Linked DNA regions of Mus musculus: region 1 is linked to region 2. A link is a loop called in an ENCODE intact Hi-C map of the cell type or tissue named here. Cell type or tissue: heart. All regions are shown on one strand. Links, peaks and the distances in the headings refer to the core of each region. The heading gives the core; the rest is flanking DNA.

Region 1 (15,400 bases), core at 2,701-10,700, 540 kb before region 2:
TGACAAGCAGTTTGAGAAACATGGAGAACTGTATTTTACAGTAACAATTAAACATCATATATAATATCTGAATTTCCAATAGGAATGATCTGGAAACAATGTGTGCTGGGGCTTCTTGACATGTGCACACTCCGACTGAGGACTGACCACTGCTTCCCATGGGTTGAGGAGAGGTGCACACTGTGGGGTTCAGTCGTTGGGAATGGACGGCCACCTGGCCGGGAAAAGCATTGGCAGTCAGAGCTTGAAAAGGCAAGAGCATCTTGTGTTGTTACATGGTTGATGGTCAAATCTCAAGAAGGGTGTTTCAGGATTTTACAAGGCACAGGAAACTTTAGTATTTTAGGTTATTCTTAAAGGATCTTTAAGAGCTAGAGATATGACTCAGTGGTTAAGAGCACTGGCTACTCTTTCAGAGGACCTAGATTAAATTCTTGCACTCATATGGTGACCCACAACTGTCTATAACTTCAGTTCCAAGAGACTGGATGCCCTCTTCTGGTTTCTGCAGGTACAAAGCACACACATGCCCAGACATACATGCAGACAAAACACCCATAGACATAATGGAATTAAAAAATAACTCAAAGGGTCACTTATCAGTTGGTGGGCTAGGCTTCTGGTGGGTAGCTAGCAGGTTACAAGTATGGCTTATTAGTCATGAAATAGTACTAGATTCTTCATATCTTAGGCCATTTGGGCATGCACCATGAACAGAGAGTGTATAAAGAACAGAAATTTATTCTCTTACAGTTTTGAGAACCTCTACAATTGAGGCAACAATAGATTAGGGTTTATGGAAAACCCACTTTCTGTATGTTAGGTGGCTTCCTCTTATGGTATCCTCACACAGCTGAAGGGGAAAAGCATCTCTGAAAGTTGTTTTTGTATGGGCATACATCTCACTGTAAGGGACCTAATACCTTCCCAAAGTATGCTTTCTCTAATACCTGGGTTAGGATTTCAACATTATGAATTTTGGGGACATATCTGTCCATTGCACCATGTAGACATTGACGTTTTTAGAAACTAAACTAGAAGGTGAGTTTATTAATGAGGATTCTCTAGAGGAATGGAACTAATAAAATGAATCTATCTATCTATCTATCTATCTATCTATCTATCTATCTATCTATCTATCTATCTAAAGGACTTAACTATAGAGGTTTACAGGTTGTTAAGCTAGTCTACACATGGATGTCTACCAACAGAAAATTCAAGAATCCAGTAGTTGTTTAGTCCACAAAGCTGGATGTCTCAGCTGGTCTTCAGAATATATTGGAATCCCCCTAAAAGAGGCCCTAATGGCAGTGAAGGGATGAAGCTCCCAGTGAGAGCAAGGGCAATCATGGAAGAGCAAGCACTTCCTTTTTCCATGGCCACCAGGTACCACTAGGCATGGCCCAGATCAGATTCAAGGTGTATCTTTCCACCTCAAATGATTCAATCAAGAAAAATTCATCACAGGTATACTCAGATGGTATACTCAGACTCTTGGGTTAATTATAGATGTAGTCAAACTGACAACCAAGAATAAGCATCTCAGTGAGTTTTACAAATGATTTCTGGAATTGGTACCCATGCTGGTTAGGTTGTTTTTGTCAACTTGATATGAGAGCCCTCTAGGTAGAGGGAATCTTACTTGAGGAATTACTTCCATGAAGTTGCCCTGTGAGTGTGTCTGTGGGGGCATTTTCTTAGTTGATAATTGGCATAGGAAGGCCCAGCCATTACGGGCAGTGTTACCTCTGGTGAGGTGGGCCTAGGCTGTACATGAAGGTAGCCGAGCAAGCCAGGGCAAGTGAGCCAATACTCAACATTCCTTCATGGTTTCTGCTTCAGTTCCTGCTTTCAGATTCTTGCCTTGAGTTCCTGCCTTGGTTTTTCTGGATAATGAATGGTAACTTGTAAGCTAAATAAACCACTTACTCCCCAAGTTGGTTTTGATTATGCTTTATCAGAGCAGCAGAAATCAAGGTAGGTCAGAAGTAGGTATCGGAGAGCAGTGTGATAGAGCTGACCATGCACTTTTTTTTCTGAGAGCTGTAGAAATATTTGAAAAGTTGGGCTGAAAAGTCCATGGAGTATGCAAAACATAACAGACTGATCTATGGGAGTTTGGAAGCTGCAAGTATTGAGATGCATGCAGACCATGGAGGCCTGGCTTGTGAAGTTTCAGAAGTAAGCAAAGAGAATCAGGGCATTTTGTTTGACACTTTATACTAAGTCTCTGTGAAAGTGAAAGCTTTGTTTTACTGGGACAATTGATGCTAGTTAGCTGGGGCTGAAAATCAGCTGTAATAAGACAGCATCAATGAGGGAAAACCATATTGTCTCAAGGTTACCACATAGAAGCTGTGGTCCAGCGGCTGCATCTCTAGCTGGCATACAAACCTGGTAATGTGTAAGAGTTTCCCATATGGTACTAACTTTGGAAGCACGGGCACTGCAGGGTTGAAGGGGTCATGAAGAGAAGCTGAGGCCTGGCATCATGTGCCACGGCTTGGAGTTCCTAAGAAGAGGCCAGGAGGCCATTGGTGAAAGTGCAGCCTCTGTTTCCATGGAGACACCAACATACTGGAAATGCAAGGATATTGGGATGGCTACCAAGGACAGTGGCAGATGTGGCATCCAAGTTCACCGGAGCCCAGAAGATCAGGAGTATTAGTATTCCCAGATATCGACAATGAACTATTTATATTGTTGAGGTCTTGTTTCCTTTCATCTGATTATTGCTGTGTACTGGTTCTTCCCTCTTGGAGTAAGAAAATATTTAACTTGTTTTTGATTTTACAGGAGCCCACAGTTAAGAGATGTTGGATTTTTAAAGAGAACTTAAGCTTTTAAATAGTTGGAAGTTTTAAAATACTGCGGACCTTTTCAAAGTTGGACTATAATTTATATTCTGATATTTACATAAGATCTTAGGAATAGTGAGAAAAGAAAGGTTATGGTTTAACCTTGATATTTTGATGTATCAAGTTGGCAAGGTAAGCTTTTGTCAACTTGACACAAACTGAAGTTACGTGGGGAGAGAGAAACTCAACTGAGGTTGCTTCCATCAAATTGCAAATAGTTATGTTAGTGAGACATTTTCTTATTTTTAAATTGATGTAGGAGGGCCTAGCCCACTGGAGGCCCACTGGGTAGGTGTGCCTGAACTGTTTAAGAGGGTAGCAGAGAAAGACAGGAGGAGCAGAGCAAACTCTTCCTGACTCTGCTCCTGCCTCAATTCCTGCCTAAATTCTCCCAGCTATGGACTGTGACCTGGAGAGAAGCTGGAAGCAATCCCACTAAAATCAGGGACTAGACAAGGCTGCCCACTTTCTCCCTACCTTTTCAACATAGTACTTGAAGTATTAGCCAGAGCAATTCGACAACAAAAGGAGATCAAGGGGATACAAATTGGAAAAGAGGAAGTCAAAATATCACTTTTTGCAGATGATATGATAGTATATATAAGTGACCCTAAAAATTCCACCAGAGAACTCCTAAACCTGATAAACAGCTTCGGTGAAGTAGCTGGATATAAAATAAACTCAAACAAGTCAATGGCCTTTCTCTACACAAAGAATAAACAGGCTGAGAAAGAAATTAGAGAAACAACACCCTTCTCAATAGTCACAAATAATATAAAATACCTTGGCGTGACTCTAACTAAGGAAGTGAAAGATCTGTATGATAAGAACTTCAAGTCCTTGAAGAAAGAAATTAAAGAAGATCTCAGAAGATGGAAAGATCTCCCATGCTCATGGATTGGCAGGATCAACATTGTAAAAATGTCCATCTTGCCAAAAGCAATCTACAGATTCTCTCCAATGCTTTTGTCTGTGGTGTTTATCACAGCAACAGAAACACAACTAAAACAGTATCTTACACTCAAATAGTTTAGATTCAAAGTTACTGACTTGATTCTGGATTTTGGAGTAGGGCACTGAACCTCCATTTTCCCACTTTTGAAATGAGAGTAATTATGGGGATTAAATTTAGTAATAGAGTATAGGAATGTGTTTTATAGAACATGACTTAAATATTTGTTGTTACTCTTCCTAAGTCCTGTTTTCTAGAAGAGTTCATCAGAGGGCATGTCAGGGCTCAAGACTTTATCTCTTGTCTTCATTTTTTGACCTTGGGCTTCTGTGGGGAAGACAGGGTGGGTTGGCTCTGTGGTCCTGGTGCTTATTCTCATCAGGGAATGAGAGAGCTCAGTGAGGTCTTAGGGACTCTCATTCGAACAGTTCCCACCTGGAGCACCTCGATGTGGGCAGCCATCCCTGAAACTGTACATCTTTGTCTTTTCCCTTAGTTTATGGCTCTGGGAAATCTGTCCTGTGTTGGGATCAGCTTGTCCGTCCATGGCATCTGTCTCAGAAACCTCAATGTTTTCTCTTCCTTAGGGTTTAGAGTTTCCCAGTCAGAAATATGTGAATGTCTTTGCTTCGCCAAACTCTGAACAGAATAGTTGTTCTCTGAGTCTCCTCATTCCGTCGCTATGAGGCTTTTCCAGCCAGCATCTCATCTTTGATACTTAGAGGATAGGCCAGGGGGCCATCTGCAGTGTTCAGGGAACAAACAACACACTTTCTCTGATGTCCCATTGAAGAACCACCAGTTGTCCTAGACACAGGAGCCTCAGTTTCCCCTGTCTTTGGTAAAAGGACTCTTGGGACTCCCTTGGCTTTCTTCAAACAAAATCCTAACTGTGCCCTGACTTCCTCCTTTGGTTTAGGTTGTCAAGAGGTGAGTGCAGGCTCCCGTTAGAACAGTGTCTTTGGATGTACCTTGGCAAGTCCTGCAGGGATGACTTTGTCATTGTCATCTCAGCTTTAGGCTGTGGCCAAAACATAGAGATAGGATGAATTTTTCCTGAACATCCTGATTCACTGCAGGCAGGTTAGATTCACGAGGATAGGTCTGATAGGATAGATTCCTTCAGGAATAGGGCTGTGGGCAGACTCATTCAGGATACCTGGAGCCCTGCAGTCTCTGGGCCTCCTTGTGTATATGTCCAAAGTCCTTAGCAGAAACCTTAATTTTTAGTCCCTACAGGCCTAATAAAAGGTATTTCCCACTGGTCGATAGACAAAAGTCAGTTGGTTGAAGGCAGTTGTATTAACCCCTTAGATCCACAGTGGTCCCTCCTACAGTTGTTTGCCTGTTGAAAGGGGGAATTCATAAGGGAAGTGAAAACAAAGAGGAAGATTTCAGCAAAGAATAAGTTTTTGTTTTGCGTGGGAGCAGATGATTCCCACCCTGTTATTTCTACTGAGATGAGGAGGCTGGAGTCAGGACCTAGGAGTTTTTTTTTTTTTTTTTTTCCACGTTCCTTTCCACTTTATTACAGTCCTGTCCTGGTCTTCCAGAACTAATGGCTATTTAACACACAACCCAAACACCCTCACCATGGATCCTGTTAACATTCAAGGTCTCCCCCGTTTCTTCTTCAGCACATTACATCAAAACAGAAAATAAATCGTTTAGTCCATCTCAGGAAAAGCACCATTACAATAGGAAACAAAACATGTCAGGAAGTAGATCAGATAAACAAACAAACAGCAGGTCAGACTCCTGAAAGAATGACTTTCAGAACATAAATAGGCCCTCAAAAGTAAGTGTGTGTGTGTGTACATATACATATACATATACATATACATATACATATACATATATATGTATATACACACACATATATTCATGTGTGTGTATGTATGTGTGTGTATAGAAATTTGGTTTCTACCCCCCAAAAGTTATTCAGAAATAAAAAAAAGTCTGTTTGAGCCAAGGAGGGCTGGGTGCAACAGCCACATTACAGAGCAAGTGTGGCTTTGGCCTTTCTTCTGTGTAGTAACTATGCCTGCCAGACTGGGATACTCGTAGGGCATCTATCTGCCTCACACCCTAGGCCTGGCAGATCCAGTGTTTGTAGTAAAGCGAGCTTGGGAAGTCCCAAAAGGCTGGTTCCTAGGTGGTCTTAAAGCCCACTAGGCAGGGCCCAACAGCCAGCTACAAAGAACCAAGACCTGTGGCTGATGCTGAAGCTGAGGACCTAGGAGTTCTTAAGAAGACTTTAAATACACTGCTTCTTTGTAGAGGGGCCCTTCTTCTATGCCAGCCTGGAGTTTGAAGCGCCTCTTTCTTCTGTTGACACTGGGTTGTCACCTATCTGACTTAAGGACATTCTCTGTATGCTAATAACCAGGGTAGGACAGATTCAAAAATGATGCCCAATTTGAAAGGCACATGTATGTATATGTGTAAACAATGCAATAACATCATTTGCATATGGATTTTTCCACAGCACTGTTTTAAAAATTCCTGTCAGTTCTTCTTGGCCGCTTCTTAAAATGACCAGTAGGGGGCACTGCAGGGTGAGATTCCCAGCTCTGTCTCAATCTACCCACATTTAAAAAAAAAAAATCATTGTAACATGAACTATGGGGTATAATATACCTAGGTTTAGACACAGTAATGCTTGCTGTCTTTTTTGGGGACATGATTAGCTAAAGAAGGAATTTTCAGCCTGGATCGTGGGTTACATTCTCACTGCATGTTACAAGGCTGTGAAGTCCTTGGCCCTGAAGATGGATCTGGGAAACCGATTCAGACATGAGCGCGGTGATACTCTGTTACATTTGGGTAGGCACTGAAGGAAGGATCTGGCAGCCTTACACTGAAGGATGTGGAAGAAGCCAGGGATATGGGAACTGAGGGTTTTAAAGCATCAGGAAACAGCTATCTTCCCTGCTGACTGGGGTAGTTTTATTGGATATTAGACAAGTGAAGTTAAAGCCAGCATCAAGTTTATTATAAAATCAGAACGAAGGGACACGTTCTTTTTGTAAAGAAGTGGAAATTGAGGTGCCCATGGAAAATAAAGAGGAAGCAAGGATAGGTTTTTAAAGAGCTGTAGATACAAAAGCCAAAACAGATTTCGAAGCTGAGGCAATCACATTTAAAACAAAATTATTATTATTGCATTTGCTTATCTAACCCATCTGCCTCTCTGTCTCTGTGTCTGTGTGGGGACTAGAGGACTACGTTTGTGAGTTGGTTTTCTCCTTCAACAGTGCGGGTCCCTGGGATAACCAGGATTGGCAGCAAGCCCCGTTACTCACTAAGCTGTCTTGCTGACCCAGTTTCTTAGCTTGAGAATATACTCCTGTGATGCACACGGAGATGTTCAGATGGGCTTATGATAAACCGTGCTACTCCTTCCAACCTGGCAGCAGCTTCCCATCCCCTCAGTGTCTGGAGACACAGTTTGTGTATATTCATAAATATGAATGGTTCGCTGTCCTATTTTTTGTTTTTATATGATTATAGCTTGTGAACAGTGTTGTTAAGCATCCTTGAGCAGGAGGTCAGTGCTGTGAGGGCCCCGAAGCCCTCACCTCAGCATGGGGACGTTTTGTGAGGCAGCCACAGAAGGGATACATTGACAGAAACCTGAAAACAGAGACAGGTGAAAGTCTGTGATCTGAGGACTCAGCTCAAAGCTGAGTCAGTTTTACTTACGTTCTGTTGGGATTATGTCATTTACCAGCTTCAAGATGGATTATGAAATTAGACTTTTTCTAGAAGGAACATGGTCTACGACATGAATAGTGTGGATGAAGCAGTAAGGAATGAGAGAAAACGTGAGTAAGGATTAGGGAGATAAAGGATGAAAGGTTTTCCTATGAGTTTTTGATTCATGCTCTGAGCTATGCCTTTTGTGAACCGATTCCTGGATGTGAGTGTCTTTGAGGTGAGAGGGATAGTAGACAGAACCATGGTTTGAATATGGTTTAGTTTTCCAGGGTTCATGTATTGAGGACTGGTCCTCAGTGTGGTCATGTAGTCCCAATGCCCCAGTGTAGGGGAATGCCAGGACAGGGAAGCAGGAGGGGGTGGGTTGGTGGGCATGGGGAGGGGGATGGGATAGGGGAATTTTGGAGGGGAAACCAGTAAAGGGGATAACATTTGAAATGTAAATAAAGAAAATATCTAATAAAAAAAGAGGCAGAGCATAGTGAAGGGACACAGGTCCTAGGGTGTCATGTTTTTGAAAGGGAATGGAATTAGTTCTTGTACGGATGGGTTGCCACCAATGGCTAAGCTTCACTCCCGACTCTCTGTGGCTCACTTCATGATGTAACCTATTGTTTCTGCTTGTGCTCTTGCACAGGGCCTTTCACACGATGAGGCAGGCTGAAACTGGTGTGGAGTTTTAGCCTCTAAGACAGTGAGCTAAATCACCCCTTTCTTTCCGGCTTCAGCTGTTCTGTTGTAAGAGGCCACAGACCGTGGCACAACTGGTGTGCTGCCAGAGGCACTGCTCTGACCTTAATCCAGTATGAAGGACCCAGCACTGGCCAAAAGCAACGAAGACCTTATTCATCAGAGACCAGAGCATAGTTCCGGGGAAGTCCCTACATTTTAGGTTTTGGCTTCTGTAGTTCTGCTTCTTGCTAACTGAAGTAGAACAACCAGGATGTAGATTTGTGCATACAAGACAAAAGGCTACAAAGCTCAGGGCTGCATGATTTAGGCAAGTTTCCTGTGCAGCCACTGGCCAGCAGTGAAGACTTTCTATTCAGCTTTAAGAGTGTCTGTGTGGTGTGTGGTTATGTGGTATTGTGGGTTATGGGTTATATGGGTTATATCTGTAATAGCCAAGAAGGCTTGTGTGTTGAAGACATGGTTTCTAATCCAACAATGTTAAGAGGAGGACTTTTTAATAATGAGAGCTCCAACTTCAGCTGTGAGGGGGGGTTATTTTTTCTCAGCCTCCTTTTTTTTCTTTTGATCTCCTTATGATCCCGTTCTGTGACAGGAACTGCTGTCTTTAACCATGCCCTCTGCCATGCATTGTCTCCAGAGGCCCAGAAACAACCAAGCCACACAACAGGACTGGACTGATGAAATTTTGCATGAACATAATAAATATTTCCTCTTTAAAGGTGCTTTTCTTATGTTTGTGTTTTGAGACAGTGCTCACTGTATAGCTTTGGCTTGTCTGAAACTTACTATACAGACCAAACTGGTCTTGGACTTATAGATCTGCTGGCCTCTACCTTCCAAGAGCTAGGATTAAAAGTGTACACCACCATGCTGGGCCCTCTTCAATTTTTAAATTTTTAAAAAATAATTATTTCATATCTCTCTCTCTCAGCTAATATCCACTTAGTAGTGAGTACATACCATGCATGTCCTTTTGGGTCTGAGTTACCTCACTCAGGATGATATTTTCTAGTTCCATCCATTTGACTGCAAAAGTCAGGATGTCCTTGTTCTTAATAGCTGGGTAGTACTCCATTGTGTAAATGAATTTTCTGTATCCACATTTTCTGTATCCATTCTTCTGTCATGGGACATCTAGGTTGTTTCTAGCTTCTGGCTACCACAAATAAGGCTGCTATGAACATAGTGGAACAGGTGCCCCTGTGGCATGGTGGGGCATGTTTTGGGTATATTCCCAAGAGTGGTATAGCCAGGTCTTAAAAGGCTCAACAAGCTGAAGTGCGCAAGTGAGGACGCCCCAGTCCTACTTGGGAGAGAGAAGAAAGCAACCACAAGTGGGGAGGGAGGGAGGGACCTGGGAGGGAAAAGTGGGTGGAGTGGGGGGGCAGTGTGGGGTAGAGGGGAAACTGATCTGATATTGGGTGAGGGAAAAGGACTGAAGCTCTAAAAGCCAGCAGAAAGAATGTAAACAGGCAACCTCAGGAAATAGGCTGGGGGGACCCCCATAATACACCAGAGACCTGGGAGGTGAGAGACTCCCAGGACTCATAGGGAGGGACCTTTGATGAGGTATCCGACAGTGGGGAGAGGGAACTTGTGGAACCCACCTCCAGCAGGCAGACAGGACATCAAGTGAGGGATGAGGTTGCCATCCCACAGTCATACCTCTGACCCATCATTGTTCCTGTCTGAAAGAATTACAGGGATGGAAATGGAGAGGAGTCTGGGGAGAAGAAGGTCCAGTAACAGGAGCAAAGTGGGATCCAGCTCAAGGGGAGGTCCCAGGGCCTGACACTATTACTGAGGCTATGGAGCACTCACAAAAGGGGATCTATCATGACTGCCCTTGAGGGACCCAACAAGCAGCTGAAAGAGTCAGATGCAGTTATTTGTACCCAACCAATGGACAGAAGCAGCTGACCCCTGTTGTTGAGTTGGGGAAGGCTGAAAGGAACTGAGGAGAAGGGTGACCCTGTAGGAGGACCAGCGGTCTTGGTTAATCTGGAACCCCGAGATCTCTCTAACACTGGACCACAAACAGACAGCATACACCAGCTGATATGAGGCCCCTAACGCACACACAGTAGAGGACTTCCAGGTCTGTGTTCATTCAGAGATGATGCACTTAACCCTCAAGAGACTGGAGGCCCCAGGAAGTTTAGAGGTCAGGTGAGGAGGGGGATGGGGACATCCACATGGAGATGGAGTGGGGTGGGGAAGAGATGTGGGATGTGGAACAGTCGGAGGGTGGATGGGGAGGGGCAGGGAATGGAATATGGAGTGTAAAAAATGAATTAAAAATAAAATTAAATTAAAAAAAGGAAAAAAATATTTCATTGGAGATGCATAGTTAAATGATTTACCAAACTAACCATGTCTCATTTGAGAAATCTCTTAGGATGGTTCTATATTAGTTACCTTTCTTGTGATAGAACACCAAATAGAAGCAAGGATGGAGGGGTGGGGAAGTCAGTGAGATGGACTGGCTCCTATCCATGTCAACAGAATTGTAAGGCAAGTTGTTATGTTGTTGTTGAGGCTAGGAAGCTGAGAGAGCTTCGGTTAGAAGCTGGGCAGGCTATAATCCTCAGAGGTTCACCCACTGTGACCCACATCTGCCAATCATGCTTGTTCAAAGTTCTGCTACCTCTCAAAACAGCAGACCTTCCCAAGACCAAGCGGTCAAGCCTTTGAGCCAATGGAAGACATTTCACACTTAAATCATAAGGGTCAAGTAATTGTGAGCAAACAAATCATATGGTTTTCACTTAACATATCCCCAATATGCTACAGCTCTGGATAGGGTAGGAGAGGGACCTGAGGATACAGAATAAGGATCCATATGCCATCAAATCCCTGTGGGCTGAAAAAGTCTCTTCTTAGGGCAATGCATCATCTTAAGATAAAGTTGTAAAGGAGATCTTTGGAAAGGCGGTAAGCGCGTGAAAGGACAAACTAGATCTTTGCTTTTATCTTCTCCTATTCAGCCCCTCAGCCCTTTCAGGTGTGGTCTGTTCAGTGGAATGAACACTGTAGAGTGTGGCTGACATTTGACTTTCAACTATTTGAAATGAGATTTCCTAAAGATCTGAAAGGAAGCCATAACTTCAAGGAAGTGTAGGAGGAAGTGTCCTAGAGAAAGTGTAGACTCTGAGACTATTTATAGGAAAGGCAAAAAAGATAAAAATGATAGTAAAGAGAACTTGGACCAAGGGTTGTTATTTCATCCCTTAACTGTGTGATTTGTGGACAAATTGCTTAAACTCTGTTATCTCACTAGCAGTTCTAGAATAATAATAATATAGCTATACTATAGAGTTGTTTCAACAATTGAGTGAACTAACAACTGAGAACACTAACAGTAACAATAGTTACTCATCAAATGGTAAGCATTGTCATCATTAGTAAAGACCCAGGGTGGGGAGATGAGATGTTAATTTCTCCTTCCCATATAAATAATTTAATATACTTTAAACATGACATTTTTTTTTTAACTTTGGGGAGAGCATGGGCTGGAGAGATGGCTCAGCAGTTAAGAGCACTGGCTGTTCTTCCGGAGTTCAATTCCCAAACAACCACATGTTGACTCACAACCATTTGTAATAGGATCTGATGCCCTCTTCTGGTATGCAGGCATACATGTAGAGCACTCGTACATAAAGTGTAAATAAATAAAATAAAAAAATCTTTGGGTAAAGCAATTTTTATGAACACTGTATGTACTGGCTAGTTTTGTGTCAACTTGACACAAGCTGGAGTTATCACAGAGAAAGGAACTTCAGTTGAGGAAATGCCTCAATGTAACTGTAAGGCATTTTCTCAATTAGTGATCAAGGGGGAAAGGCCCCTTGTGGGTGGGACCATCTCTGGGCTGGTAGTCTTGGTTTTATAAGAGAGCAGGCTGAGCAAGCCAGGGGAGGCAAGCCAGTAAAGAGCATCCCTCCATGACCTCTGTCTGCATCAGCTCTTTGTGACCTGCTTGAGTTCCAGTCCCGACTTCCTTGGTGATGAACAGCAGTATGGAAGTGTAAGCTGAATAAACCCTTTCCTCCCCAATTTGCTTCTTGGTCATGATGTTTGTGCAGGAATAGAAACCCTGACTAAGACACTGTAGAATAGTGATTTTCTGGTATTGAAAGTCTGTTATGTGTTCCCGTCCCATCAATATTTTTGTTCTTTTGGGGCCATGGGTCTCTGGTCTGGTTTGCTCTAGATACTGTGAGGCAGTGTTGTGTAGTGGCAGGAACTCTCAAGGGACAGCAGAAACCTGTTTCTAGTTCTGTCCCTGCTATTTCCCAACAGGAATAAACCATGCCATTGTTATTTAGATAGCATATTTGTCCAAGTTCACAACTGTCCTACTAATGTCCTTGTCATGCTGTGGCTTCCATGTTGGGACCATGCATTCCAAATGATGGTTTACCTGTTTGCATTACTATAATTGTGCCTGACATTGGATACTTTAGAATCAGAGAGGTTTAGTTAGTAGGTAGAAAGTCTAATAGGCTGTGTGTCAGTTAAAGGTGAGGGCCTTCTGGACACATCATGATGATGGCAGTGATCAGTAGGAACTCTAGAAAGTGATTACAGTGTGGGACAGGAGGAGAGAGACTTAGGGGCGGCAGAGCTTAAATACACTGGCATGGGAATCAATTGACTCTTTTTAGATCAGCATCAATCACTTCATGAGGCCTCAGTGCCTTAGACCACACTTTCAAGTATTACTTATTTATTAAATATTAAAAATAAAATATAATTACATACAATTAAATATAATTAAATCACTTCTCTCCTTCCCTTTTCTTCCTCCAATACTTCCTATGCTTTCTCCCTCTAACCCTTCCTCTGCCCGCTCATCCCTTCTCAAATTGATGGCCTCTTTCCTTTGATTGTTATTGTTACTCACACAGACACACACACAGACACACACACACACACACACATGCCCACACACTCATTCATAAATATATAAATACCACCTACTGAGTCTGTTTAGTGTGGCTTGGGTGTACATGATTTCAGAGATGATCACTTTGTATTGCATACCAATTAGGGTCTGCGTCCCTGGAAGAGGCTAATTTTCCCTCTCTTAGTACCAGGCATGATTTCCCTCCTATTGAGTGGCAGGCCACATTTCTTATGGGGTTTCCTGCCTCTCAATTACCACAGTGGTACCCAAGCTTCCAGCATCTGAACTATGGGGGTTGGAGGTGGGGGGGTGAAGAGAAACACACCATGATAATTGTATATAATTTCCTCACTTTTCTCAATTTTGGGTCAGTTACTTGGTATTTATGTTCTCTGATCTCAGTCTGATATTATTGATGAGGATTGGTCAGCTGTTTTGTAGATTGTCTTTCAGTTTTGATCTGTCTGGTATTTTCTCATAATTTATTAAAGTACATTTGCATAAGACTATCAGATATGATGCTGTGGTCTCATAAATGCATTATGTTTGGAGGTTCAGTTAGTGTTTTAACTACATATGGATTCTGTGAAATTTGCTTACTCAGTAAAAGTGAAGTCTGTTAGTCTTTTCTGATATAAAGTTACCACTTTTGTCTTGGATCATAAGGGCTTTATGGAGAGATACTTTGAGTCTATACAAATATATTCTTTGTCCTACCTCTCTAATTTAACATGGTATTTGACTTTACATGAGTTTATCAGGGCATTAAATGCATCTTAAACTTAGGATGTTTTCAGCTTATAATGTTGATCAAGATAATATCCCTATTGTAGGTTGAAGAGCATGTGTATAGTTGTTTAACCATTCTTAAATGGGCTTAGTCTTTCCTTATCATATGGTCAGACATTTAAAGATGAAATAGGCACAGCCAGGTGGTTATAATACAAGTCAGTGCAATGCAAACTCTGATGGGAGGAGGTTCACTGGTCTAGCAATCTACACATTCTATTCATGGAATTTGCCTTAATATATAATTTGGAGTTTATGTATTTGACAATATATGAGGAACACTAAGCCAGTGTTGAAGGGCTCATAGCTAAGTGCTATATCAGAAATACTACACAGGTATGCTTTGGAATGAGTAGGGATTGTGGTAATTTGAATAAGAATGGCTTCCATAGGCTCATGTCCTTGCTTAGTCATGAGAAAGTGTGCTGGATAGTTTTTTGTCACCTTGACACAGGCTGGAGTCATCTGAGAGGAAGGATCCTCAATTGAGAAAATGCCTCCATGGGATCAGATTGCAGGCAGGCCTGTAGAGCATTTTCTTAATCGGTGATTGATGGGAGAGGGCCCAACCCATTGTGGGTGGGGCCAACCTTGGGTTGGTAGTCCAAGGTTTAAAAGAAAGCAGTCTGAGCAAGCCATGAGGAGCAAGCCAGTAAGCAGCATCCTTCCATAATCTCTGCATTGGCTCTTGCATTCAGTTCCTGGCCTGATTTCCTTTAATGATGAATGGTGATGTGAGAAGTATAAGCCAAATAAACCTTTTCTTCCTTAACTTGCTTTCTGGTCATGGTGTTTCACTGAAGCAACAGAAAGCATAAGACAGAGGTAGAACTCTTTGATAGGATTAGAAGGAGAGCAAGCGTGGCCTTGTTGGAGGAAGTATGTCAATGGGGGTGGAGTTTAAAATTCAAAAGCCCACTGCCAGACCCAGTCTCTTTATGCCTATTGGGTCAGGATGTAGCTCTCAGATGCTGCTCTAGTGCCTGCTTGCCTGCTGCCACACTCTTTGCCATGCTGATAATGAACTAAACCTTTGAAATTGTAAGAAAGTCCCCAATGAAGTGCTTTGTTTCATAAGAGTTGCCTTGGTCTTGGTGTCTCTCCACAGATATAGAACAGTGACTAAGACAGGGAGAGAGAGGTAGGGTTATCAGAAGCAAGTCTGATGCTTAGAGCTGACGTGACAATCTACATGAAAAAGAGTGGTTGTGAGATGTTAAAGTTGTAATGAAAGGACACAAAGGTCCGATATTTGAAACACAGAGTTTTTAATGACTTCTTGATACCTAAATAGACTATGATACCCATTACTGAACTTTGGAAGGAGAGAGCTATGGATGGAAAGACAATGAGTTCAGTTTCTTTTTTTGGAGGAACTCATGTATCTCAGCTGGCTTCAGACTTGCTATGTAGCTGAGGACAATTATGAACTTCTGCTCCTTCTACCTCTGCCTCCCAAGCACTGGGATTATAGATGTG
Region 2 (15,400 bases), core at 3,312-11,311:
CAACTAAGAAAATGACAGCACTAATGGAAGAGACAGCAGTGAGGGGGGTGGAATTAAGCAAAAACACTTGACACTATGGTCCATGGGAGACTGAGCCCCCAAACAGGAAAAGATGCTGAGTTTAAGCCATTTATCCAGATGTTCCAAAGCGGTTGGTGTGTCAGAAAGAAACAGACCAAGTGCAGGTGTGTGGGTCTCTAAAGGGATGGCTGCTTTGGCCTTCTAACAGCAAGGGGGATTTTACCCAGTGTCTTGTCTGAAAGAAATCAGAGAAAGAGAAAAGATGTGATCAGAGGTGGTCCCCAAGTGGGATGCTTTGCTCCTACCCACATTATTCCTGGTATCTGCTCACTAGCTACTGACTGGCTCTGTGGTCATAGTTTCCCTCCCACAGGTAAGATAATACTACATTTCAGTCTAATTACAACTTCTAGTTAATTGTGAGATTACACACTTGACAAGTCATTTAGTTTCAGATTCTTTCTGAAAAAGAAAGGGGGAGGGGGAGATGTAGGGTAATGACCCGGTATTGGGGAAGCAAGGTATGATGGAAGAACGGATGGTGCTTGTTACAGGATGGTAGAGAGGTGTGCATCCAAAGGAGATGCTGGGAAATTTTATTATCAGAGTTGCACTGTCAGACATATATTCCTCGTGTGGAAGCTGAAATGACAGCTGGAGTAAGTTCTCTTGGAGAAACCTGTGTTCTTTCTCCATTAGCACTGTCCCTCTCTGTGGTGTGTCAGTTTGCAAAGGTGACTTACCCATCATGTCATTTATAATCCTCACTAGTGATGTAGGTACAGTAGCTTCATTTAATAGGTGGGCAAATGGAGGTTCAGAAGGTATCACTTAAATAAATCAAAGTTATCCAGAACAAATATCAGAGCTGGAACTTAACTCCAGAAACCTATTCTTTCATTACCCAGCTACCTTTCCCAACCAAAAAAAAAGCAAGAACAAATGTTTTCCTCCTAGTCTCCCATTCTCAGATTTCTGTAGATTCTTAATGTAGCTACTGTGAGCAAAAGACAGAATTTTATGATATTTAGGGTTAATGAACAGAAATTTTAGTAACTGTATCTAGTCAGTAGCAACCCTGTCCAGAATAGGTCTGGAAATCAGGACAAATGGATGTCTTTTGCCTGTGGGCCTTGTGTTTTCTCAAGGTACCTTTGACAGGGCTGCAGGGACCTCAATATGTTCTGCTCTCTATTGTCTTTAATGGATTTGTAAACCATTTCAGCTAACCAAGTTATTACTACAATAAGCCCCCTGAAGTTAGACAACAATAAATAAGTTATTCTCTGACTACTGGCTTGAATTTCTTTGTTTTTATATAGATGGCTGCAGAAGAAGCAACTGTAAATTCCAAGATTCTAAAATGAATAATATTCTCTAAAAGAAAGAAATGGTGTTAAGTGAAGGCTCATGCAACACAGCATTGCATGTACCAAATCCAAAATTGAAGAGTGGTTGTCATCTATGAACTACATTAATGCCCTCATATATTTTAAAATATTCTGTCTGTTAACATAGTCACTAACAATTTAAAGCCTTCATTTTGAAGGCTTCTCCTCATATCTGTCTCTTATTACAGAGTCACTTTAAGTATTTAAAGAAAAAAATCCTAATTATATACCACAGAAATCACAGTAACTGAGTGAACCTTCGAATTAAATTCCTAACAGTCTCATTGAAGAAAAGAAGAAACTGTAAGATGGGATGGTGGGATAAACACATACATACACACACACACACACACACACACACACACACACACACACAAGAAAGGAGGAAAGAAAGAGAGAAACAAAGAAAGAAAAAGAGAGAGAAAAAGAGGAAGAAAGCGGAGTCAGCAATGACCTAATGGAATGTGACATTGCAGCTGACACCACTGCTGTTTGCTTTCTGTTCCATTTTGATGCCCATCTGATCTCTGAGGGATTTCTGAGTGTATGGTGTTTGTTAAGTGCAGAGAGGTTAAGGATGTAGGTATCAGTTGTGAGAGAACTTGGCTGAAAGAATGTACATTCCATTTTGGAAATTGGTCATTCCAATTTGGGGAGCCACAGCATTGCCTTGCCACCATGGACACTGGTCTGACTGAAGTAATGGGGACCAGAAATACAGCATTCTCTCTTTGTCTCTGTCTGTCTCTCTCTGTCTGTCTGTCTCTGTCTCTGTCTCTGTCTCTGTCTCTGTCTCTGTCTCTGTCTCTGTCTCTCTCTGCTGAGTGAGAGTCCTGGTATGGACCTATTTCTGCTGAGATGAAGGCATATCTTGTCTTCACTAGTAGGTCTGCCCAGAGGGGGGCGTCTTTCTGCAAACGTTCCCCCCAGCAGGAGCATCTTTTTCTAATTAGTGCAGACACTCATCAGTGTAGCAGCCACCCATTGCCCTATTTGCAGCCCTGGGAGATTTTAAACCAATTGCAAGATAAGTTGGTTTTCAGGAAGAGGAGAGATTAATGGGGCCACAGAAAGATGGATGTGAGCTCAGTGCTGCTTCCACCCCGTCCCTTCACACATGCTGAGGCTAGCAGCGAGGCCAGCAGGGATGACCCTGAGTAGAGTTACATATTTTTCACACCTCCTACTAAAACTCAGCAAATGCTTCACTGGCTGTTCCCATCACAATTTTTCTTCCTGCAGAACGTGTTGGGATTATCACTTTTAGTCACATATGGGCTGGAAGTACTTTGTAGGAGCCCCAAGGGCTGCAACTGTTCAAATCCCTATGGTTGGGAAGGAGTTTTGGGGAAGCAGGGACCCAAAGAGCCTGTCGAAGAATTCCACATAGAGAACTGGTTCCCATTAATTAAGACCAGTTTCTAAGACTGAATCAAAGCTGCCATCTCAAAGGTTTTGAAAGTCAGGATGTAAAATACAAGTTACAACCCCAACACCTTCCCCTTATCCATCTCCTTGAGCCATTTCAGGCCATTGGGTAACATATGACTTGCCCTTAGTCAGTCCTAGATATTATCTGCTGAAAATAGCTGTGCCGGTACGGGAGGGAGGTTTCAAAATATGTAACAGATGCACAGCTGCCACCTGAGATGATGCATTATGAATTCAGAGCTGTCATCACCTCTCCGCCACCCCTACCCTCACCCCAAGCACATATTTGTTCATGTGGTTTACACCTGTGGGACTGTGGGATGTGAGACAGGAATCTGATTACTGTTTGGGAGACAACTCTGTCTCTAAAACTGATCCATGTATCTTTGCTTCCCTGGAGAAGCAGGGGGACTCTTGCCAACCCTTCATGTGCTCCAGCTGGGTTGGAGCTCTGGCCCAATACTTTTGGAATTTGGTACCAATGACTAACTCTGAGGCTGTCACAAAATGAGCCCAATAATGTCTGTCCTCCTCGACCTCTGAGTCTCTGTCCTACGATGGGGCAAAGCAACATTTTAAATTTGTCTGTTAAGGTGCTGCTGTGTAGTCTGTTAGAATGAATGGAGAACTCGACCTCATGATCACAGGAGACAAAAGGCTTCGACTGATGGTGTTCAGTGAGAGAAGTCTTGCCATTCTCTGAAGAGAAAGAGTCTAGGGAAGAGGCAGTAGAGAAAACAACAACAACAACAACCTCATGAGGCAAGGAAGAAACAAAGGACCAAGGGGAAGATATGGGTGTGGAAGAGACACAATGAGAAAGATCATTTTGAAAAATAAATCACAGATTAATAAGATTTCTTCTCACTCATGGTTTCAATTATACATAGATATGTTTATTGAATTAATATTGACTTATTCTACTAGACTATACTAGACTATAAATGCAATGGGATTTTTGTATATTATTGTATTATTCATGTCTGTAAGAATACATAACACATATTAGGTACTCAATAGGATGTTTTTCCCCTTAAAGAGTGATCCTGTTTAGATACAAGTTGCACATAGGAATTATGATCACTAACATGATAACTCTGTCTGCATCCTAAGGGTAATTCTGTCTGTAAATATGACCATGGAGCAAACCTGGATGTGTTAACCTGAGCATATGTTATTTTACATGCTGGCTAGCGAGTGATTCTGGCCATCATATAATATGCTAACTATTTTAGAGCCCAGTGTTGCTGTATCTTTGTCCTGGAAGAAATCTCATGCTGTACCACACTAGAGCTGAAGACTGTTGCAGGCTTCTCCCTTCTTTGTTAGAAGAGAGGCAGAGACCCTTCCCATCCCCATTCCTGGCTATTTAAGTAGTTGTTTGTCATCACTGGGGCAATTTTGTATTTCTGTTTGGCTAGGTAAGCTGAAGCTCAAGGTGCATCAGTTGGTCTCAATGAGAGATTCCCAAGCATAAAATCATGCTTGTAACACCCTGAAGCATCTTGAAAATGGGTGTGACCTCAGCCTTTGCAATATAGCTCATACCCTTAACCAGTACATAAGTCTGAATTTGGTTCATATCTTTTTTCATGTCCCTAGTCTCCTGTTTCCATGCTTGAAAGCATCAAAAGACAAAAGCATTGCAGATTAAACCTTTCTTCGTGTCTACTGGTGATGTCAGACTTGGGGTTCGATTTGGAATGTCAATAAATCCAAAGGTCAGAAGTCAACTAGTGGTATGGATTTGATGCTCAATTGTTAAAGCAATAGAAACAAGTATTTCAGCATTACAAATTCATTGGACAGTCCTATTCCGTACCAGCATGGCTCCATCCAGTCACAGGACATTTTACAGACACGATTTCGAGAGGATGCTAGGAAGGGGATGTTTCTATTGAAATCTGCAGGCAGATGATGGGTTTTATTTGCCCCTCTGTCCTTAAGGATAAATCCTTGGTTTTCTGTTTTGACCTTCTGGTGACCTTAAATTTGAACCTACAAAAGAAAACATCTTATATTGTCCTTGACTATTAGAATTCTGAAGGATGGAATGCTCAAAATTGTGCGTTAGGCCAAGCTCTTCAGAGTTAAGAGGCTTAGTAGACATTGACCAGTTCTCTGGTGTTTGGTTTCTAGTTTTTCAATATAGCGGCTGGCAGTCAAAGAGAAAACTCAGAACCTCCTATCCCTTTAACAGGGGAAAATGTTATCTTAACTCAACTATTTCCTGACTCTCATTCCCAACAAAATGTTGGGATTTGAACACTTGTAGCTAGTATCTCCACTGTATAGCAAAAAAAAAAAAAAAAAAAAAAAAAAAAAAAAAAAAAAAACAACTCCATCCTCCATGCCATGTGCATAACAGCAGACCCACTTAAATGACTCAATAACTTTAAAGCTATAATTTCACAAAGACACATAACCTTAAGGAATATACAACTCCTCACATCTTCTCTCTGTTTCAACTTATATAATGGACATGTGTGATATGATCTGGTCATTAGTCATGCCAAGCACATATCGACATATCCCACTTGGTGAGTTAAAAACTCAAAAGCTACACTTATCCAAAGGCATGTGACCATAGGAGTACCCAACCCTCAAGTGCTCTCACATTTTATCCATGAAATGGATAAATATTAGATGACTGATCCCACTGTTTAGTTGTGCAAAGAGTTAGTCTTTCCCAGACCCAAGAACTGAAATTAGTATACATTTCCACAAATTGCTCTATTGTTGCCCAAATACACTGAAAAAAATATACTCTATATTTACTAAAACCATAGAAAAATAACAGCAAATCCTTATGCCTTTGGTACTTTAAGAATATTTTAAAATTTAAGACACAGCTATTAAAAGAAAAGCCTTAACTTAAAATGTCATATGAACAACACGTGAAAATTCAAGCATGTAGGTAAAAATAAACTTTTCAATTATTAATCCTTATCTGGTAGAAAATGTCCCAGTTTCTCCTGAACTTGAGAACACTGTCGTTCATTTCAGTTAAAGCCTTTCAAATGCCTGGACTAAATGTGCAGACCTAAAAGATGACAGGACAGATGGGACCAGAAGCTGTTCCAAAGTTCTCCTTGCTTTCCGTCCCTCAGAGGCCAATGGACAACTCACTCTGATGACTATGTATGAGATTCCAGTTCTCACTCTCCTCCCCAGAGCCTCCACTTACTTTCCTTTGCAGTACTGGGGCACTGCCTTCTCCCACCAGCACCATGAATGGTATTTACCTTCTCATCCTGCAGAAATGGGCCTCTCTTTGTTTATTGAGGACACTTTCACATGGCTCTCCAGCATGTGAGATAAACATGTGGTGACCACAGCAACAGATTCTAATTCACACGTGATAGACAACTGTTCTCTTCCTTGAAGAGATCAAATCTCCTTCTTGAGTATACTTCCAAAATTTATTAGGATACAATTTAACCCATTAAATCCAGGTATGGTAGGGTTACTGCTTTACCAATGCAAGCATCTGGCCCCATTAAATTGACTTAGGTAGTTTTAGCTGCAGTCATTGTGTGCATGCACTCTGTGTGTGTGTGTGTGTGTGTGTGTGTGTGTGTGTGTGTGTGTGTAAGAAGTGTAAGTTTTGAGGAAGAAACTCTAAAATTCACATAAAATAACTGGACTGCAACTGCATTTCCTTCCAACACCTTTGCTAATGGACAACACGAGTTGAGCAAATACTGGATGTCTCTCATTTTTCTAGTGCAATATATGTGGGGTTTAAGATAATGAGATTTCCCCCACAATGTTACTGAAGCTGTGGGATTTTACAAGCATACCCTTAGCAGTCAGTAGAGATCCTGGGATCTGAGTGGCAAGAGCCATGGCTCTCTATCCTAACTTGCCCAGAGAAAACCTACTTCTAATTAATTAATAAACAGAACTTCTAAGCTAGATTTAACACAACCCAGTGCTTAGCAGCTTAAACGTCTCTGAAACCAACTGGTCTATATTATGTCTAAACCTTGCTTTTCTGTAATCTGCTTTGCAGTTTGCCTTTGCTGGTCTGGAAAAATTCCAACAGTAGAATAAAGAGTTAGGAAGCAAAAAAGTGGAGTTTTAAGAAGTAACACCAGAGTTCTCAAGTGTGGTCTATAAAATAGTGATACTTACCTACTAAACACCGGTAGTTGTTGGGAAAATCTTGGAGATGTTTAAAATATCTCCCTTAGCTTCTTGAGTCAGATTATTGTTGTTACTATTATGTTAAGCCTGGCATCCAAGAAATTCTAGAAATTCTAACTGAGGATGCCTACAACTTTCTGAATCATTCTTCTACTTAAAAGAAATAAATCGGTTGGAGAGATGGCTAAGTGGTTAAGAAATTTCACTATCTCTCCCACCACCAAAGGATCTAAGTTCTGTTCCCGAAGTCAACATAATTAAAAAAAAAATAAACACTTGTAACTCCAAAGGAGAAAAAAGAAAAGAGAGGAAAAGAGAGAGAGAGAGAGAGAGAGAGAGGAAGGAAGAGAGAGAGAAAGCGAGCGGAAGGAAGGAAGGAAGGAAGAGAGAGAGGGAGGGAGGGAGAGAGAGAAAGAGAGAGAGATAGAGAGAGAGAGAGAGAGATAGAGAGAGAGAAAGAAAGAAAGAAAGAAAGAAAGAAAGAAAGAAAGAAAGAAAGAAAGAAAGGAAGGAAGGAAGAAAGAAAGAGAAACCAGAGTGTCTATTCTGTGTTAGACACAATGGCTATGTCAATTAAGATAATTAAGTGTCTTGATTAAAATCAGTACTGCTGTTGGAGGTGAGTTTTTAATGTCTTCTGGTGGCAACCTCTTTGCCTGAGTAGAGTAGATCATGATTTTCATACTTGCTCTTGATTTCACTCACAACTCAATTCATCCTCAGAGGTCTCCTCATTGCGCCCTTACACTTATTCAGTACTCTATAGTAATAACTGAACCCTGACCTCTAGTGGTGGGAAAAAATGAACAGGAATTGGGTAGTAAGATCAATGAATCCCTAAAAGATTTACTGGTGCTCAGTGACTTAGTTATAGAGTTATCCAATTAAAGAACGGAATAAGTACAACAACAGAGACAATCTGTGAGAACGCACTCCAAGGAACCTCATGTGACAAGCTCACCAGCTCTATCTGGAACCCCCACCTTTAGCAATTTACACCACCTTCAACTTCATGTACAACCCCACCATCTCCATCCACAATCCCCTACTGATACCGAGAGATGGAAATACAACTCTCAAATAGGAACTTCATTTTCCTCAGGAAGTAGTGTTGACCTTTCCATATGAAACTATCAGATGGAAGATGTGGGTAGATGGGCCTCCTTCAACCAAGCATTTGTAGGAGACAACCTAACTTGGTCAATAATTATTGAAGGAAAAAATTATTTCACTTAAGGACATAAAACTTCATTAGATAAAATAGTAGCTAATACACATAGCAGCATAGATGACTCTCAACAAATCTATGAAACATAATCTTGATAAAAAAGAGTTAGATAATGAATAATAGTTATAGGATTCTTAATCACAAGAAAGTTTAAAATTTATCAAAATTTTGTCAGAATAGTAAAAAAATTTCTGGACAATAGAACAGTAATTGCCTTTGGAGAGGAAGGATAAGACAAAGGCTCCAGGAAAACTGAAATATCTTTTGTCTTGACCTCATGTCAATTAATTAGATATGTGCATACACAATTTTTAAAGCTTGATATGAGAGGCATGTGCACTTGAGTTTTGCAAAGTATACATTAGCAAAAAATATCATGAGAGTAAAAATATGTTTTGGTGCATATCATGAAGTTCCTAAAGACTAGTAACCTAATTAATTAATTAGTTAATTAATTCTTTAGTCTCATAATTATCTCAAATGAAAAGGTTGGGCTAAAGAAGGAATAGGAAAGAAAGAGAGAGAGAGAGAGAGAGAGAGAGAGAGAGAGAGAGAGAGAGAGAGAGAGAGAGAGAGGAAAGAAGGAAGGAAGGAAGGAAGGAAGGAAGGAAGGAAGGAAGGAAGGAAGGAAGGAAAAAAGAAAGGAAGGAAGGAAATGATTTTGTTAGGGGAAAAATAGCTATCAAAAGAGAAGAGAGAAGGGGAAGAGGAAGGCCAAGCAAGGAGGGAAAAGAGAGGCAAATTGCTCTTTCTTTTTTATTGTTTGATATTTTCTATATTTACATTTCAAATGCTATTCCCTTTCCTAGTTTCCTCTCTGAAATTCCCCTATACCCTCCCCCCACCCCCTGCTCCCCAAACCACCCACTCAATCTTCCTTCCCCTATACTGGGGCATAGAATCTTTACAAGATCAAGAGCCTCTCCTCCCGTTGATGGCCAACTAGGCCATCTTCTGCTACATATGCAGCTAGAGACATGAGCTCTGGGGGTACTGGTTAGTTCATATTGTTGTTCCTCCTATAGGGCTGCAGACCCCTTCAGCTCCTTGGGTACTTTCTCTAGCTTCTCCATTGGGGGCCCTGTGTTCCATCCAATAGATGACTGTGAGCATCCACTTCTGTATTTGACAGGCACTGGCATAGCCTCACAAATTGCTCTTTCAAAACAAGAGTTGAAAGATTCTGGGAGAGGCCAGGGCATGAACAGAGAGCAGAAGGGGCCAGAGCAGTGTGAGTGCTTTTTCTGCCCACTGTGATTATCTTCACGTCCTCACACTTGAAAATCCCTCTCCACAGAATTAGAAGTAGCTATTTAGTCCACAGGACATAGTGTCTTCTTTTGTGAACTTTAATTTTTCTGCTTGAAATAATTTTTATAAAATTTCAAGGGTTGTATCTTTGAAGGAATTCCTAGATGTAAATTTACACTTTGAGCCCTAGTTGTCTCAAAGATCTCCCACTGAACACGGGCTTACTGAAATCCCTCAAGGAAAGGACAGTGAGCCAGGCAGGGAGAAACCTGCCCTCTTGGGGTTCATCTTCCTCATTCTCTCTGTGCATTCTCTAGTGACTCTCAGAGCTATTTCATCATCCTTGGTTGACTTGCTGTTGCTTCTTTATGTTAATATTAGATGTTATTTTGTTAGCAAATTGAGTGCTAAATGGAAACAAACAAATAAAAGCAAATAAAAACTGTGGAAAAACACTTCTAGTTGAAACAGTTGACTTTGTTTTATCAGGATTCTTTTACCAATCTGTTGATTCTTTAGAATGCAGCCAGGGTGGCCCTCCAGGGCAGACACTCTGACTTAAGCTCTGAACGTAATACCCAAGCAGACATGTGGTGGGAGTGGGAAGTACTCCACCCTTGCTCTTGATAACCCCAAATTAGTCACCATCTGCAGTCTTCCTAAAGGTCTGCAGTAACAGCGTCCTCACTAGTATAATGCAAGTAAAGAACAGAGCAGTAGCAAACCCTTGCTTATAATACAGTTATCATTGTCTCAACCATTTTATATGTATATGTATATGAGCCGAGCAGTCTAGATGCACATGTAACTTTTTTTTAAAATCACTTTTTGGTAGGAAAAGTTTGGTAATTTCTAAAAATCTGTGAGAATAAGAATGTGAGACTGCCTCCATTTCTTTCTGTTGCTACTTAACCAACCTTGTGAGTTCTCACAGTTTAGAGGCATTGTTCAGTTTCAACCTTTGGTTCTCTTGATCCCACCCATCTTTAAGATTTGTCTTCTGTCATCTAACCCATCATCCAGAGGACTTTGAACAGGTGTCGAATTCCAAGCTTCACTCTACTATGAGCAGAGTCAAAATTTCCAGGGCCATGACCTTTGAGTCTTATTTCCTAAGTCTACCAGTTTTGTGAGAGCTGCTGATTTACTCTAACTTCTTTATGTACTAAAATCCTTTTCCTACCTTTTTCCTTTGGTGAAAATGTTTAATGCAGAAAGTATATTTTAAAACAGGGGAAACAAGTTAATAGGTCCTTCACACAGTGTGATATTTAATCTTGATTGCCAATTGATTGGATTGAGAAGTGCCAAGCCAAGGAAACTGGAAAAGCTCAACCCTAGGTGTGTATTTGAGGATGCTTTCAGACAAGATTAGCCAGGTAGAGAGGACCTTGCGTATGGGTGGCAGAGAAGTAGGATTGAAGCAGGATAGGAAAAGCAGGAGGATGGTCTCTCTTTGTCTCTGTTTCTCTGTCTGTCTGTCTGTCTGTCTGTCTGTCTGTCTGTCTGTGTCTGTCTGTCTCCCCTCCCTCCCTCCCTCTCTCCCACCCTCTCTCCCTCCCTCCCTTCCTCCCTCCCTCTCTCTCTCTCTCTCCCTCTCTCCCTCTCTCTCTCTCTCTCCCTCTCTCCCTCTCTTCCTCTCTCTCTCTGTATTTTCTGGTAGCTCTGCCATACTTTGCCTGATATGACAGGCTAAAGCTTCTGAACCCATGAGCTGAAATCTACCATTTCTTCATTTAACCTGTTTTTCTTGGATATTGGTTACCACGTGCCAATTGTGATAACACATTTAACTTCAAAAATTATCTGCTCATGGTAAATCTAATTTTAGTTTTACTCCCATTCATTTCACAGAATTCTTGGTAGGAGATGGAAGCCCTGCCTCTCTGCAACATCTCTAGATATGATGACTTCATAACCTTCAAGGAGAGCTGCTATTGAGGGTGTTTTGTTTTGTTTTGTTTTGTTTTGTTTTGTTTTGTTTTGTTTTGTTTTGTTTTTTAATCGAGTGAGACAAAACTTGACTGTAGGGTGAGTGACAAGGTTCAGAAGGTAAAAACACTTGCCATCTGAATTCTATGTCCAGAGGCCACATGGTAGGAGCAAAGAACCAATTCTCACACTAAATTAATTAATTGTTAAAAAATTTAAAAATCTGTAGCACTAGTTAAAGCTGTGGATAGTAGCCTTTGAATTGATATTGTGATATTTGATACAATCAAAAAATGTGAAAGAGTAGGAGAACACCAAATTATTGGATTATCTGGACTTTAGGAATCACACACTCAGCTCTCCATTCTGCCTCCTCTGACCCCTCTCCCCTCTCTTCTCTTCTCCTCTCCCCTCCCCTCTCCTCCCCTCCTCTCTCCTCTTGCCTCCTTCTTTACCCCTCCTGTTCATTTTCTTCTCCTTTGTCTTTTGTTTTATATTTCTTCTGCTCATGGCAATAAATAAATAGATAAATAAATAAATAAATAAATAAATAAATAAACAAATAAATAAATAAATAAATAGAAATTCTTCCCTAGTTCTGTCTCTGAGCACTCCACCACAGGCAGCTCGGCTCTTCCTCATCCCCACATCCCCACATCCCAGGAGAAGACTTATTAGCCTGATTAGTGTCAGGTGCATCCTCCAGTGTGTTCCCACGGTAACCATGGAGGTATGGGAATTTAGTCCCAGAAATGGGGAGCTAAGATGCTAAAAAATCATCATTTTAGGCACCCAATATCGCTTTTATCCACCAGGGTTACAAATATCATTTCTCTAACAGAGAGCTGACCTCTCCCTTTGTTTAATTTCCACCTCCAGGGTGTTTTCTCTACTCTAGAAGCATGCAGACATTTTAATTTTTACTTTAACATGATTTAAAAAAAAAACTATAAAATCCCTCCACTTAATCTCCTCTCCTCCAGGCTAAACAGCCCTGGTTCCTTCAACATTTCCTGGCCTGACATGATTTTGAGCCCTTTCTTTGTCCTGGTCACTCTCTCTGGACGAGCTCCAGTATGTCACTTAAAAATTGGCACCCAGAGCTGCAAGCAATAAATGTTCCAGATGTTGACTGGTCTGCAGAGCCAAGAGCAGCACTAAGCAAGCCTCACACCCTACACATATGTGCACATGTTTGCCGAGGACACTATGGAGTCAGTACAGTTCTAGCCTACAGTTCTTCTCTGAAGCCTCCACATGCTTGATGGATGGTTTGTAGTGAGCCCATCCCAGCTCTCTTCACCACCCCTGTGACCCCCTCCTTCCATAAACATTTTTATCAATCCCAGGTTGCAAATGTATCTTGTTAGCATGGCCTGGTTATCATAGGCTGTCAGAACTTTCCTTTTTCTTTCTGAGAAGAGGTCTCATGTTGCATAGACTAGCCTGAAACTCACCATGTGATTGAGGCTGACCTTGAAGTTGACCCTACCTCCCAACTGCTGGAGTTAGAAGGATGTAACATCAATATGTTAGAATTTTTATTTTGTTCCATCAAACATTAAATGTCTCTCAGGTGTCTCAATTGAAAGTGTGACAAGCATGTCTTCTTTATCTGTAAGCATACTGAGGAGAACCAGTCAGAACTACAGGGAGCAGGAACACCCTGTTGAGAACCTCCTTAGTGTTAATTTTGCTCCACTAATTAGCTTTCATTCCATTGAGTACTTAATAACCTTACTGAAATACAAATTCACAATGCCTCATTTATAACTAATTTTCTTTTAAAAGTAGATGAAACTAAATTTGAAAACCTTCACTTGGAAAAACACTAGAAAATCGAGTCCATCAAGATGCTGTAAGGATTATCCAACATGGACAAGTGAGACTTGTCAACAAGCAAGGGACTGAAGATGCTGTTATCAGAGAAAACAATTAATTCAAGTGAAGAAAATCACTTACAGCCCAATACCATACCATAATGCCATAACCTAAGGATATAAAGGAAATTCCAAACATGACAAAGGGTATTTAGGGGTATTTTACAGATAACATCATATTCAGTAGGAACAAAGCTAGAAGCTTTCTCTCTAAATTCAGGAGGCTTATTTTCTATGCCATTTCTTGGGATTGTCCTAAAAGTTCTAGTCATAGTAATTAGGCTGGAAAGAAAAGTGGCGTCCAACTTTTACATTGATCTCAAAAACACTTTCCTAGTTCTGTTGCCATACTGCTAGTCATCTTTACTTATGCTAACGTCCTGGTCATTAACAGTGTTATTGGCATTTTATTCGAGATGAGTTTCCTGTGGGCCGTTTTTTACACTGTGCAATGTTGTGCTTCTCATGCCCAAGAAATGGAACATGTCCATAGGCGACCCATTGACTCTGGTAATGAAAACTGATCCCAGAACCATCAGTCTTTATGTTTAATAGATGAATTGTACTCTGTGTTGAACTGTCATGAATATAGATGGTGTAACACATGGGAAGTATGCTTTCGGAGCACACATACATGCACTGCAGCAGACTGCTAAGTAAACCACTGCTTGTACAGCCATTGATTTTTCATTCAACGCCAGCAGTTTTCATGTCCGTTTGTTCACTACTCAAAATCATGTTGCAATAAATTAGAATATGCATTTTCAGATAATGATGTAGATACAGATGCTATTACAAAATTGTATTTGTCAAACAATTACACATGATACACTTCTGGCACATATTTGAATTTGTATATGGATATTTGATCACAAGACATGCACACACACATATGTACACACACACACACACACACACACACACACTCCTTGGAATAGAATTTCTGGGTCCTAAGAACTGCATATGATTGGTTTGATTTATACCTCTAGCTTGTTAACTAAGGATTTGTTAACAAAGCTTGACATCTTCACTCTCTCCATATACTGTTATAACCAAATTTTTTGTTTTAGGGATTTGGTGGGTATAGAGCATCTTCTAATTATGTTGTTAAAATTCTCACTTTCCAAATAAAAACTAAAAAACAACAAACAAACACACAAACAACCTCAAAAAACAGTGGCATCCATGTTGAGATCTTTGATTGACTTACTTATGGCTAGACAAGTCCTAGGAGAGAACCTACTATTATTACATTAAATGGATATAGTATTAAACTGATTAAAATTAATCATCATTAGGACCATAGGTTAGTGCATGTGTCAACCTCATCAGAGAAGCTTCCTCTTGCAGTAGATGGAGATTAACAGAGACTGCAGAGTGTTCAGCTTTAAAGGAGACATCTATTTCCCACATTTGCACACACAACTCACAGCACTCAGGAATCACTGTCGAAGAGAAGGTAGAAAGAAAAGATGGGAAAACACTCTCAAATCAATCCCAAGAGCACTTTGTAAGAATCATCTAGAATATCCAAGTGAGGTTTGGCCTAGAGTTGGCAAAAGAAAGGAATCAATGTAATGCATGCTAGTATCCGGGAGAAAAAGATGTCTGGATATAGCTAGCTAGCTAGTTGCCCATGTGAACTCACAGCATTTGGGATACTGTGCAGAAGACCAAGTTCAAGTCAGACAAAATTCCACAGTGGTTAGGAAGGTGGGGACAAGTCCTTGATACCTCCTGGGACGTATATCATCAGTTTTCTTTAAGGCGCTGCTCTTGGTGAATTGACCACCCTCCAGTGAAGGCCAAGCATCCAAGAGCAAATAGACAACACAAATTTGTCTCCATAGGATTAAACTTTTTTTTTTAAATCCAACAAATTTTAATTCAACAAAGCTGGATGGGCTGGGAAGGGGATAGATATGGAAGAGGTGGGGCAGAAGTGTGAATATGATTAAAATACACTGTAGAAACATTTCAAAGAACTAATAAAAATGAGAATATAAAAGTAAAAGAAATGAGTGTGTGTGTGTGTGTGTATAATTATATGGTTTTATATATATATATCTTTGGATAGCATATATGTTTATTATATATATTTGTTGTTTCCAGAAATT

The links. Peaks named below come from ENCODE experiments on the same cell type or tissue, not always from the same donor. Only the 100,000 strongest peaks of a DNase experiment are listed, where the experiment ranks them.
Region 1: a loop joins it to region 2, with 15 times the contacts of the local background. A loop is called at or near these places in 19 of 42 quality-filtered maps.

Annotation. Positions count from the first base shown.
Region 1 is chr4:10,826,660-10,842,059 of GRCm38, reverse strand. No RefSeq gene overlaps it. Among named protein-coding and RNA genes, the nearest start is that of Mir3471-1, 11 kb to the left of the region's middle. In heart, for the core only: a CTCF peak has its summit at 6,343 (motif pointing right); no DNase peak of the experiment used is centred there.
Region 2 is chr4:10,282,908-10,298,307 of GRCm38, reverse strand. No RefSeq gene overlaps it. Among named protein-coding and RNA genes, the nearest start is that of Gm46879, 120 kb to the left of the region's middle. In heart, for the core only: a CTCF peak has its summit at 7,791 (motif pointing left); no DNase peak of the experiment used is centred there.